Linked DNA regions of Homo sapiens: region 1 is linked to region 2. Evidence: chromatin contacts called from ENCODE Hi-C data. All regions are on one chromosome and are shown on one strand. The core of a region is the stretch at or near the end of the contact, and the rest is flanking DNA. Distances in the headings are between cores, read along the strand shown.

Region 1 (6,681 bases), core at 1,575-4,074, 330 kb after region 2:
TGACAGAGTGAGACTCTGCCTCAAAAAAAAACAACAAATGGAAAATTAAATCTATCTTGAATTCCTGGAATACACCCTATATGGTATTAACCTCCATATATATATATATATATCTTTGGATTTGATTTGTTAATATGTTGTTATGGATTTTGCACCTATGATACTGGTCTATAATTTTCTTTATTATAATAATTTTGTCATGGTAATTCTGGCTTCATAAAATGAGTTAGAAAGTATTACTTCTCCCTCTATTTTCTGAAAATTTGCATATGATTGATGTTATTTCTTTCTTAAATATTTGATAAAATTCTCCATTGAAGCCATCTGGGCCTGGTATCTTTTTAGTCAGAAGTTTTTAAATTACAAATTTAATTTCTTTAATAGGCCGGGCGTGGTGGCTCATGCCTGTAATCCCAGCACTTTGGGAAGCCGAGGCGGGGGATCACTTGAGGCCATGAGTTTGAGACCAGCATGGGCAACATGGCAAAACCCCGTCTCTACTAAAAATACAAAAATTAGCCAGGCATGGTAGCAGGCACCTGTAATTCCAGCTACCTGGGAGGCTGAGGCAGGAGAATCGCTTGAACCCAGGAGGCAGAGGTTGCAGTGAGCTGAGATCATGCCACTGCACTCCAGCCTGGGTGACAGAGTGAGAATCTGTCTCAAAATAATAATAGTAACTAATAATAATTTCCTTAATAGATATAAGGCTACTAAGATTTTCTATTTCTTCTCAAATCAGTTTTAGTAATTTTTATCTTTCAAAGAAATTTTCTATTTCCTTTAAATTTTGAAATTTATTGGCATCAATTTATTCAAAATATCCCCTTATAATCTGTTTATGTCTGTAGGATCTATGGTGATGGCCTTTCATTCCTGATTTTGGTAATTTGTGTTTTTCCTCTTTTTTTTTTTCTTGATCAGTCTGGCTAGGGGGTATAACTTTTATTAATCTTTTCAAAGTACTAGCTATTGATTTTACTGATTTTTCTCTATTGTTTTATCATCTTCTCTTTCATTAGTTTTCACTCTTATCTTTATTTATGCTTATATTTGGTTTAATTTGCTCTTCTTTTTTTAGTCTCTTAAGGTAGGAGATTAGATCATTAATTTTAGACCTTTCTTTTTTTCCAATATATGTATTTAATGCTGCTATAAACTTTCCTCTAAGCACCACTTTAGCTGCATGTCACAAATTTAGATAAATTGTGTTTTCATTTTCATTCAGTTCAAATATTTTCTAATTTCCATTGTAATTTCTTCTTTGACTCATGAATTATTTAGAAATGTGTTGCTGGGCCGGGTGCAGTGGCTCATGCCTGTAATCCTAGCACTTTAGGAGGCTGAGGCTGGTGGATCACAAGGTCAGGAGTTCGAGACCAGCCTGGCCAATATGGTGAAACCCTGTCTGTACTAAAAATACCAAAAAAATTAGCCAGGCATGGTGGCACATGCCTGTAATCCCAGCTACTCTGGAGGCCGAGGCAGGAGAATTGCTTCAACCCAGGAGGTGGAGGTTTCAGTGAGCCAAGACCATGCCACTGCACTCCGGCCTGGGTGACAGAGAGAGACTCCATCTCAAAAAAAAAAAAAAAAAAAAGAAAAGAAAAGAACTGTGTTGCTTATTTTCCTAATTTGGGGGGATTTTTCAGAGATTTTTCTGTCCTTTGTTGTTGTTGTTTATTTGCTTAATTGTAGCTAAGTTCCAGATAGCAGGGAATTAGCAATAGTGACTGCAGTCCCTTGGCCAAAAGTTTCTCAGACACTTAAACTATTTACTTAGGTAACACATTTTTTTCATGGCTACTGCAAAGGTACATTTCAGACATATGTTTTGAATTAATTAAATCTCAAGATTAATGTTGAAATTTAATATTTAGTATTTTTACATTATATTAATGATTTTTAAGAACCATTGATTTTAAGTTAAACACTTGGGTTCTTGTGCTTTTTTAAATTTGCAGATTTCAGTTCTCATATTTAGATCATTAACTTTGAAACTAAAAATAAGATCTGAGTGGGTAAGCACAGAGGATTTTTAAGACGGTGAAACTATTCTGTATGATACTATAATGGTAGATAAGTGTTTTTATCCATTTGTCAAAATCCATAGAATGTACAACACCAAGAGTGAACTCTAATGTAAACTGTGGACTTCGGGTGATACTGATGTGCCAATGCGAGTTAATCAATTGCAGCAAATTTATCACTACGGTACAGCACACTGGCAGTGGGGAGTCTGTGCCTGCGTGGGCAGGGAGTATATGGGAACTCTCCATTCAATTTTGCTGTGAACCTAAAACTGCTCTAAAAAACAAAGCCTATTTTAAGAAGCAATAAGATCTCAGGCCTTTCAGAATGCCAGATTAATGTTTAAATGTTAAAAATGAAATACTCATTGCTGCTACTAAAATTACCTTAGTTTCTCTAATCCTCTAAGTTTTCAAGTGTGCCTTTTAAAAAAAACCCTTAAGCTTTAATAAGCTTTACCAGATGACAGTAAAATTACTTAGATTAAGCCTCCATGATTTTAGAAATGAAGCATTTTGAGGACTCAATCCAGTTCCTGGGAGATGAGTCAGCTAGTTAATTAATATGATCTTAAGGAAAAATGACCCGTCTTACTTCTCACTGACTGCATACCCTGCTGAGACTATATTAAGATTAGCATTACGAGTGCTGCACAGCTGCCTCTCCTATGAGTTCAACAGGAGCTTGGTAAATAATATCAGAACTGAGTCATTTATGGTTGAATGACACAGAATGAAAAATAAGTGCCTTTCAGGCAGTTCCTGTTGCCTAATATGGACTGAGAAGTAGACACTTTAACTAAAGAGCCCCACCTGTGCCCCAAATGAACCTTTCCCTATAAGGATGTTGATCTAATTTCCTGATCAAAAAAGGAATCCAAAAACGCTGTCAATGATCTGTCTGGGCCTGAACGAGGGCCTATTTTCTCTTCTCAAAGGCCTCGTGCATGGAAGTCTACCGAATTTCTTCCTTGAATAGTTGAGGGTGTTTTGTTGTAAAGATTTCCAGTTAAAGTGGCTCTTTCATCCTAGGGAGAGATCAGAATATCCAGCAGTCCTGCAGGTGGCTAGAGTTTATTGCATTGGGAAGCAGAAACAAGATAACTAAAAACAGAGAATCTGTATTTAAAACTTAGAAAACAGGACTGGTATTTTTATAAGATTTTTTTTTCATTACAACTATCCATTCTTCTGTGAATTAAAAGCCCAGGACACTGATGGCTCGTGGAATTGATGTCACTAGTCCCTAGGCCTTCTTACCTGATAGTAACAGTAAAATGGATATATAACATCGTTTTTCTTCATGGAGCAGAAAAAACTGAGGTTAAATGAAAGCTTTCAGGCGACTGAATTAAACTTGAAAAGCTATAAGGAAAGGGAGCCCTTTTCTAAGGAAGTGACAACAAATTCATAAACTGAATGACTCATAAACTGCTTTCAAATTGCAAAACTGATTATGAATCACTGAAGAAAAACGTAGTCTCACAAAATCTGGTTGTTTAGGAATCAAAAAAGGTAGCCTCTGCTGTTCATTGGCATATTGTCATTCACCATCCTGAAATAACCTTATGGTGAGTGATACTAAAATAGGTCAGTTTGTTAGAAATATTTGCTTAAAAGCCAGATTTGGCTCTAAATTTCTTTTGAATGAATCATAAGAATCTGGATGATAAAAAGAATTACGCTTAGAGAAATGTGCTAGAAACAGGCATTGGTTAAAGATATGGACGTTTCTTTTAGTAGAAACCTGTGTATTTCTGAATCCTTGAAAGAAGGATTGTGGTTGAATAACAATCTGATAAAGGATGAAGTGACCTTCACCATCCGGCCTGCCGATAAAGAGCGGGGAGATGTTCCAAAGTAATCCCACAAGGAGATTCATGATCTAAAAACCATTACCAATAGGTGGTATCTGTATTTCTCTGTTTAAGACTGGAAACTAACGGGTAACTCAAGAATGCTTCCAAGAAACGGTGGAGAATGTCCACTCAAAGATTTTAATCATTAACTTCAGAGCGACTCTAGGCTAACGCCCAGGTCCAGGAATAAGGGACAGAGGCCAATAGTAACACAGATTTTATATTTTTCAACTGGAAAGCTTGGAGATAGTACAGGTAGATACAAATAATATTGGAGTGTTGGAAATTTTCTTCATGTTCATGTAAGGATAGTTTTACTATCAGTTCTTAGGAAATTGGAATATAAATAAACAATAACAATTTATCTAGACCATGTAAACATTATGGATTTTTCAATTTGCCCTGAAAATCTCAGATTTGCTTGATAGATTTCATGTGGTAGCCTCATTAGACCCCAAAGTGGGAGTGGTGTATAAGAAGGGATTCTGAAACCTAAAGTCCTTCAGCGCTGAAGTCTATCTGGCAGGAGAATTTTAAGTTTCCTTGACTTCAGGGGTTAGGTAGGTTTTTTCCATAGGCATAGAGATGAGTCAATTTTAGGTGTTTTTTCCTCATGGGGCAGCTTTGATAGAGTGGAAGGCAGAGAATTTATGACTAGAAGACCTGGGGTTTTGATCCCTGTTCTGCCACTTACTAGTAGGAGGTTGGGGAGGTTATTTGACCTCTCCAAGACTCAGTTTCCTCATCTGTAAAATGGGGGTGATAAAACGATCTCACAAAGTTGTTGCGGTCACGGAATAAGGTAAGGTATGTGAGGGCATGTTATAGGAACCTCGTGAATGTTTAGCCGATATGAATCTTAGCAACTGGGAATCATTATTTTATGTTTCTAGTATCTGATAGTTAAAGTATTTTAAAAATCACAATTTTTTAGAGAAAATAAATAATTTCACCATTGTTACCAAGGATACTGGTCTCCAATACTGCATCTGTGAAGACTGCTTCCCACATCCACAAACAATGAAAAATCCTCATCTCCAGATCCTCCCATTTATCTTAGTAACTGTCTAATGTAAATCCAAAAGAGCAGAAACTATGTCTTCTTTGCACTTAAGACAATCTCCTCACCATAGTAAATACTCAACAAATACTTGAGACGTGTGTTTACAACAAGGCATTTTAAGGGATTCCAGTGTTTTTCTGCCTTCTTCACTTCGGCTCATTCCCTTGTGGAAAACATCGCTTGTGCTGACCAGAGGATGAGCTCTTGGCCCCTTCTGATTCACAGCCTTTTCCTGTGAACCACGGCTCTCAGCGCTAAAAGCAGGATGTCACGCTCATATTTGTTTTGCTTCTCCCCTCTCACCAGGAGTTTAAACCGACTTAGATTAAGAAACTCGAATCTCCGCCATGCTTTTTGATCTTTGGTTAAAGTTCAACGTGACAAGCACATTTGCTGCCCATGGGCACTTTGCCCTCTGATGTGGAGGAGCTCACCATGTCTCAGCAAGAAACACACAACACAACACACCTCACATTTGGGGATGGACGCGTCTCCCTAGGAGCCCTTGATGGCTCTGAAAGTTTGGTATCCAAACTTTTGGATTCCTTTCAAAGAAAAAAATCATCATGAAAGCTCTGCCAAGATTTGAAAAGTGAAGTGGATGGAGTGACTTCATCTTTGAATGCAAGAGGCAGATCACTGGGTGGAGTTAATAAGGGCAGAGGTGAGTCATGGAGTCCTGAGATGCAAATATAATTACAGCTCATTTAGAAATGAGCACGTATGTACATGACCTTTATTCTCCACCAAAGCTGCACGAGTGCTCACTTCCATGCTGACATGGACAGCCCGTGGAAATAAGGCCAAGCAGCAGGAACCAGACATCTGACCGTGTTGACGGAGATTAGATGGCTCCGAGTGGATGAGGCGTTGAGAAACCCTAGCTGCCATTTATCAGTTACATACCTGAAGAGTTCAAGATACGCAACTGGCAGGAGGGACCAGTTGGTCTCCACCATGCTGATGGTTAGAGTCTATAATGATTTGCCAGACTGAGGTTGCATCTCCCAGCTTCCCTGTTCCATGCCTCCACTTCCAGCCTCACGCTGACCCTGCAGCTTCCCTCTTCCTTCCCTTCAATAATCCCTGATATTTAGATTTTGCTTTTATGGCTCTTCAGGGTTTATACTGCTCAAACCGTGTTCATTTGCTTCCTTTGAAATGACATCTTCACCTGCCTCTCCTGTCATTTTCCCATCCATCCTGGTTCCTCACCTCTAACTTGCACTATCTCAAGAGTCTCCTCGTTTCTTGTCTCGTTTGCCCTTTGGTTTATCCTAGACCTCACTGCCAGATTTGTTGCCCCAAAATGCCCGTTGCTCAGAAATCTTTGATACTTTTCCACCACCTGCAGACTCCGCAACCTGACATTCAGACGTAAAACCTGCCCAATTCTACATCGTCAGAACTCTCTCCTGCTCCGGTCTACCTGATGGCCCCCCTGTAACACACCCATACCGTGTTCAGGGCTGGCTCTTGGCTCGTAATGTCTCCTCAGTCTCCTCTGTGTCAAATGAATGACCTGGCCTCCAAAGTCCAGTCCAGGTGGAGCCTCCCTGTGAGGCCTCACCAACAGTCTCCTAGCTTCTTATCCCCTCAATGTGAATGCACGGCTGCCTCCTGCTCAGATGCCAGTTCCTCCACAAAGCATCCCTATTCCTCCCAGCTGGAAGGGACCCCCGCCCCCTGACCTCTGCCACTTTCATGAATGCCCATGACACATATCACA
Region 2 (6,105 bases), core at 699-3,198:
GCAGAGGCTTTTAAATGGCTGGATGGGGGAGATGGTTAATAGCCTAGTTATTAGGAAAGAGAGATAAAGGTCTGGCCTGGGACTGCCACTAGCATGAGCAGGAAAGGAGGGCGTTGAAAGACACTTTTTTTTTTTTTTTTTTTGAGACAGAGTCTCTGTCGCCCAGGCTGGAGTGCAGTGGCGCAATTTCGGCTCACTGCAAGCTGCGCCTCCCGGGTTGACGCCATTCTCCTGCCTCAGCCTCCCCAGTAGCTGGGACTACAGGCGCCCACCACCATGCCCAGCTAATTTTTTGTATTTTTAGTAGAGACGGGGTTTCACTGTGTTAGCCAGGATGGTCTCGATCTCCTGGCCTTGTGGTCTGCCCGCCTCAGCCTCCCAAAGTGCTAGGATTACAGGCATGAGCCACCGCGCCCGGCTGAAAGACACTTCTTAGGAAGAATACTGAGGACTTTATGATTTGACATTGGACCCGAGAAGAGGAAAGTACAGACTCATAGAAAATGGTAACAGAAAATAGTTACCACTGTAGACGCCTGCCTGCATTTTACAGAGTGTGGCTCTGAGGATTTGAGGGGGCTTAAGTTTGAATTCTGGCTTTGTCTCTGAGGAGTTGATCTAGTTACCTATCTGTGCCTCAGCTTCCTTGTCTGTAAAATGGGGATAATAATTGTACTTCTTCTTAGGTTGTAAAGATTTCGAATTAATATATATGAGGCTCCTGGCATATAGTAGGTACTTAGTAACTATTGGTTGAATGGATGATGTTCAAAGGATTGCATCACAATAAATGGAAGAAACAGGATCTGAATTTGTTTGTCCAACTCTGCCACCTTACCCTGATGTTCCAGAGTCAGCCTTTCTCACATGCTGCCTTTATTGTGTAGGCCTCTTTTACTGGACCTGTTAGATGTCACTTGGTATCAAGCCCACGTTCCGATTGCATGGTCCTGGCGTTCCACAGCCTGGCTCACTCCAGATTGCCCGCCCCAAGTCTGTGTAGACTGTCCCCTGTAACCCACCTCCCATTCTCCACCTCTGACCTTCACGGAGGGCCCGGTCACCAAGCCACCTCCCACCCCTGCAATAGTTGCCCACCCCTTGTGATCTCGCTGATGTCACTGCCTTGGCGAAGGCATTCTGAACTACTACAGACCACTGCAGTCTAGCCTTCTTGGGTCCCTTGCTGCACTGATGAGCTGCACCTCACTTCTTTATGCTTGGCCAGATGACATCTCAGAATGTTCTGTAATGACTTCACACATACTTATCTTACGTGCAAAAATGAATCACAGTTCAGTAAAGGTCCATGGCAACCTTTATTATCTTCCTAGACCCCTCTCAGCTAGGTGCTCAGTAAATACCTGAATACTTGAAGAATGGATTAAGCGGCAGGAATTCTGATTACTGAGGTGGAGTGTGCCAGTAGTTGAGGTCCTCATCTCATACCTGAACTGTGTCAGCAGCCTCTTTAACTGGTCTGTCCCTAATCTACACTTAGGCCACACTGCCACTGGCACAGTCCTCATCCAGTCTTTTCATGGAAAGCTCCAGCTTCAGCCTTTCTGCCAGCCTACAATTAGGAACTCTTCCGTGCGGCCTGAAGGGCTCTCTGCAACCGGATCCTTGCCTGCCTCTTTCGTCTTATCTGCTGGCACTCCATTCTGCACACCCTGTCCTCCTTGCAGTTCCCAGAATGTTCCCTGTGCCTTTTCCTGGCTGACTTCTGCTGGAAGCCCTGCTGGAGCCCACCTGGCAGGCTCACACTCTTCCTTGTCACTTCCTCTAAGACATCAGCAAGCAGAGTAAGTTGCTTCCTCTTCCTAGCTTCACCCACCACCCTTTGTTCCTCTGCTGCTTTTCTTGCAGGCCCTAGGACTGGTTTGTTTACCTGTCTGCCTTCCTGGGCAGACTGCAGCTCCTTGAGGGCAGGGCCATCTTTCCGTGCCGTCTCTCCCGGTGATATGCTGTGTGCACACAGCGTAGGATGCCTGTTGATCATATAAACGATACTTTTGTCAAGTAACAAAGGTCACTCCTCACACTAGAGGAGAGCTTGCTGCTTTCTTGTGCCTTGAGAGATTTTCCCTTCGAACTGTATGAATTATATTGAAAATTGACAATGATGAGTCATATCTCAGCAAGGGTGAAATTCAAAAACGCAAAGCCTCCACTACTGGAGTAGGAGGTTGCAGACTGGTCTTAAAAGGCTAAGTCTGGCCCTTCACTGAATCCGCCTGGCGGGTCTCAAACACAGGGAGTGGGAGGGACCCTCTGCCCGGTGGGCAGGTGATTTATTGGCTGGGAAGCTTCCGCGGTGATTTAGTTGTGAAGCGGCGGCCGGGGAAGTGCAGGCTAATGCCTGGGCCGCCAGGGAGAGGCCGCCCACAATCGCGGGCCGGAAGGGACCGCGGGGGGCGTCGGGGCCAGCCCCCCGTTTCGCAGCTGAGGCGGGGTTGGGGCGGAGGGCGTGCGGCCGGGGCGCAGCCGACTTCGTCCATCCGGAACGTGGGCTGGAGACCCAGCAGCCTGGGAAGGGCCCCAGCCCTGTGGGCGCCCTCTCCCCACGCTTGCTGCGGTAGGGAGGAAGTTTCTGTGCTTTACCGCCTTGATGTTCTCCTGTCCGGAAGGAGGACACAGATTCCAGCGCCGGGTGCCCTGGAGGCTCCGGCCTCGGGGTGGGGGTCGGGCCGGGGGCGGGGCCGGGGCCGGGGCGCGGGGCCCCGGCTGGCGGACAGGAGGGCGGCGGCAATCCAGGCCGCCTTTTGCAGCCGCCCGCGGCCGCGCCGGGCTCTGCGCGCCGCGCTCCTGCCTCCTCCCCCGTCAGCGGCGGCCCCAGCCCCGCGCCCCCCGGGCCCCGCGCCGCGCGGCCCCGCCGCGGTCACACGCCGAGCCACCCGCGGCCGCCTCCGCCCTGCGCTTTGTGGAGCCGGAGCCCAGTGACAGGCGACGGCCTCTTGCCGCCCCGGACCCCGGGCGCTTACCTGTGGCTGCTGGGGTCGGCCGCCCGGGACCAGGCTGGGAGCCCCGAGGTGGGGGCTCGGAGCCAGGAGCTGCCCCCACCGGGGCGGGGAGGGGTGCTCGGGAGGCATGGGACAAAGTGAAAGTCTCCGGGCTGGGGTTAGGGACGAGTCTGCTGCGAAAATGGATGGGGGCGGCGAGTGGCGTCGGGAGGGCGGAAGGGGTGCTGGTTATTCTCTGGTGTCTCGGAGTGGCTTTTAATGACGGACGGTGGGGCAGGCCCGCTGGCTTTCGTGTTCCCGGTGGGCTTCTGTGATACTGGTGCCTTCCGGTGCCTCCTGGCAAATTCTTTGGATTAAGGAAAGCGGCCTTTTAACCCCCTAGGGTTCCCTTCTGGAGAAGAGTCACCGGGTTTGGTTCTGTTTCCCCTTTCTGCTCGACACTTCTGGGAAGCTTGGTTCTCAGGTGGGAAAGCAGTTGTGTTTTATTAAAACATGGAGCATATTTATACCTTCGTGCACCAGAATGTGTGCCTGGTGGAAGAGGGGGACAGATTGCTTCTTAGCCTCAGACGCAGGACGTCCTTCTCTTAAACGCGCTGCCCTGCGTGGTGGGTGGGATTGGGGTTCTGATGAAGGTAGCTGGGGCCTGCCCTGGCCAGTGGGTCCCAGCTGAGCTGCTGACATACTCTCCGAGCCTCGGCAGTATTCCCTAGCCGAGACTTTTTTTGTGGTTGTTATTCTGCTGATTGTAGATATCTTTGCTTTGCTGACATCCTGTTTTGTTTTTGGTTTTTACATCCCATTTGTTTCTTTTTATCACAGAAACGCTTCGTTAAGGGACTCAGGCAGTACGGGAAGAACTTCTTCAGAATTAGAAAGGAGCTGCTTCCCAATAAGGAAACAGTGAGTACAATTGGACTTTATGTAACTTGATTTTTTCCTCTTTGCTCCTGCTGCCTCTCCACATTTGATCTTATGAAATGGTTTCCTTTAACCCTGCGCTGTGCTCAGACTCGGGCTGGCCTCCAGAATTCTCTCCGTTTTACTCCCTTGACTTTTAATTTGAGTTCATAATTTTTAGATAGTAAAGTGACAGATTATGCTTATCCGCCTGGAGAACATAGACTTCTGTTGTAACTCTGAGAACAGAAAGGTCTTTGGGAACAGAGGGTTAGTTGTGGGGGAAGGATTGTTGGAGAGTTAACATCAAATTTTAAACATAGTGGCTGGAATAGGAAATAGCATTTTATCACTAGTTTGAATTTGGTAATTGGCAGAAATCATCAACCAAACCAGAGGTTTGTGGCTTATTATACTTTGAGTTCTGGGGGATTTTTTCCATTTTTCAATGTTGCTCTGTTTTGAAGAGGAGTTTTAACTCTTTAATATTCTATCCCTGAGAGTTTGCACTTTCCACTGGACAGATGTACAAGGGGATCTTATAAATTGCTTAAATGGAGCTTTACAAAAAACTACTTAGTATTTCACAAAGCTGGGGGTCAGAGCTGACAAATGTGCCCGATAAACGTGAGGTAGAAGGATTTGCTGAGGAAAATACAGAGTGAAATTATATGAAGAGAATGCGGGGAAGGGATTCATTCTCATTTCCCTGTGGTTGCCTCCCTCCTCATCTCCTTCCCTGGTGGTGTAGAGGCAGATGGGGAGAGAGTCTTCCCTCTGGCTAGGCCACGGGATAGGGCAGATGGGATGGAGTTGGAGCAGCCACTCCACTGTCTGAAGGCGAAGGGAGGACTCATTAACCAGAAACACTCTTCAGGACTTTGGGAGGAGTGATCCATGTTTAATCTGCCTAGACATTGAGCTGCTTTTTTAGGGAGTGGAGGTGGGAGATGGATGCAAGAATATCTACTATAAAAGTATGCGGATAATTTGGGTTTTTTGGCTTAATTTTTTAATTGGATGTTGTTTACTGATTTCCTCTTGTTTAATTCTGTCTTTTTAAAAATGAGCTGTTTTTCTGGACACTTACTGTATAGTACCTCAAGGACAGTGATAACTCATGGGGAAGAAGGGTTTTGTGATTTCAAGTATAGTCTTGTATATATAAATGGATGATTTGCATCAGTCAATGACAATTAAATTTAAGTATTACGCATCTCATATGCTAGGATGGATCATATTGAGAATGGTAAAAAACAGAGAGAGAGAAACCTGTTTATGAACATTAAACTAAGATGTATTATGATGCCAATCTATATAATCAACTTATTTCTTACCCTTCCCAGAACAGGGTAGAGTTATTTAATATGGAATATTGAGATACATATTTTAAGTTTTCTGGGGATTTCAGTGACTTGAAGTTTGATATGATTAAAAATTAAAATGCCTTTGCCCGAGTGTAGGAAGTTTGGTTTGGCTGAGTAAAAAAGAGATCAGTGAGTAGATTTCTCCTGATCGCTCAGATTGTAGCCTCTCAAGTTCTCTGTCTCTGCTCTGCTAAAAGTTGCAAACCATGAAGAATTTGATACAGAACTATCTTGACAATTATTTTATCTTTCAGTTTTAAAAAATAAATTCATAATTGGAAGATTAAGCATTAAATCTAAATTCTACCATCTGGCATTTGGAAATGCTCGGTAATTTTACTTAGTGTTTTATCTCCGTAGTGGAAGCAGATGTGAGTAACCTTTAACCTAGTTAAGTTCTTCTACTATGTTTTTCTTTTTGCTCTTGATTTTCCCTTCTTATTGATGATGTGTGACTCCGTAAATAAATAGCCTTTTTTCTCCTTCAGAGGCATTCTCAGTACACCAACCTTTTGAGCTAGTTCTCTGGTTGTCTTTTCCACTAGCCTCTTTGCTGAGACCTTTCCCCATCACTCCTCCGCCTTCACAGTTTCCCACGCTGTAGCTCTTCTCCCTTCTCTAGCACCCAGCAGTTTTCCTATTTCCAAAGTCTTCATCAGTCACCATCATTGGAACTAATGAGAGAGTTGTTTGCAGCAATGGAGGATTTATTATGCCTGACATTTGCTAAATATTCATAGTGTCCTTGCTGTCTTTTGCATTGCACTGGAGGAGTTTGGTAGTAGGGTAAATCTGTAAGTATTATAATGAGCTGGGAGAGGCACTCATCTTGTGTTTTCTTATTTTCTCTAGTTATCAACATAGCCAAGCTAATC

Evidence for each region. A loop is a pair of places that touch in the nucleus more often than their neighbours do. Pooled maps may share reads with other maps.
Region 1: a loop to region 2 is called in a pooled map, with 6 times the contacts of the local background. The contact joins the enhancer-like site here to the promoter of RERE-AS1 in region 2. A Hi-C loop is called at or near these places in 4 of 37 single-sample maps with no recorded cell type and 6 of 50 pooled maps.

What each region holds. Positions count from the first base shown.
Region 1 is chr1:8,093,639-8,100,319 of GRCh38, reverse strand. The region is part of intron 2 of ERRFI1-DT (ERRFI1 divergent transcript); the gene reads right to left. Among named protein-coding and RNA genes, the nearest start is that of ERRFI1-DT, 70 kb to the right of the region's middle. RefSeq lists enhancers at 3,025-3,074, 2,440-3,639, 4,652-5,851. Within about 2 kb of position 2,824, at least 18 of the 41 ENCODE cell types and tissues checked have a DNase peak (open chromatin) inside an H3K27ac peak, as active enhancers do.
Region 2 is chr1:8,420,488-8,426,592 of GRCh38, reverse strand. RERE-AS1 (RERE antisense RNA 1) reads right to left here and starts at 1,948. Exons shown (of 4, transcript NR_125999.1): 1 at 1,892-1,948. It overlaps RERE (arginine-glutamic acid dipeptide repeats), which reads left to right. Exons shown (of 23, transcript NM_001042681.2): 12 at 3,786-3,866. RefSeq lists silencers at 2,359-2,498, 2,809-3,148.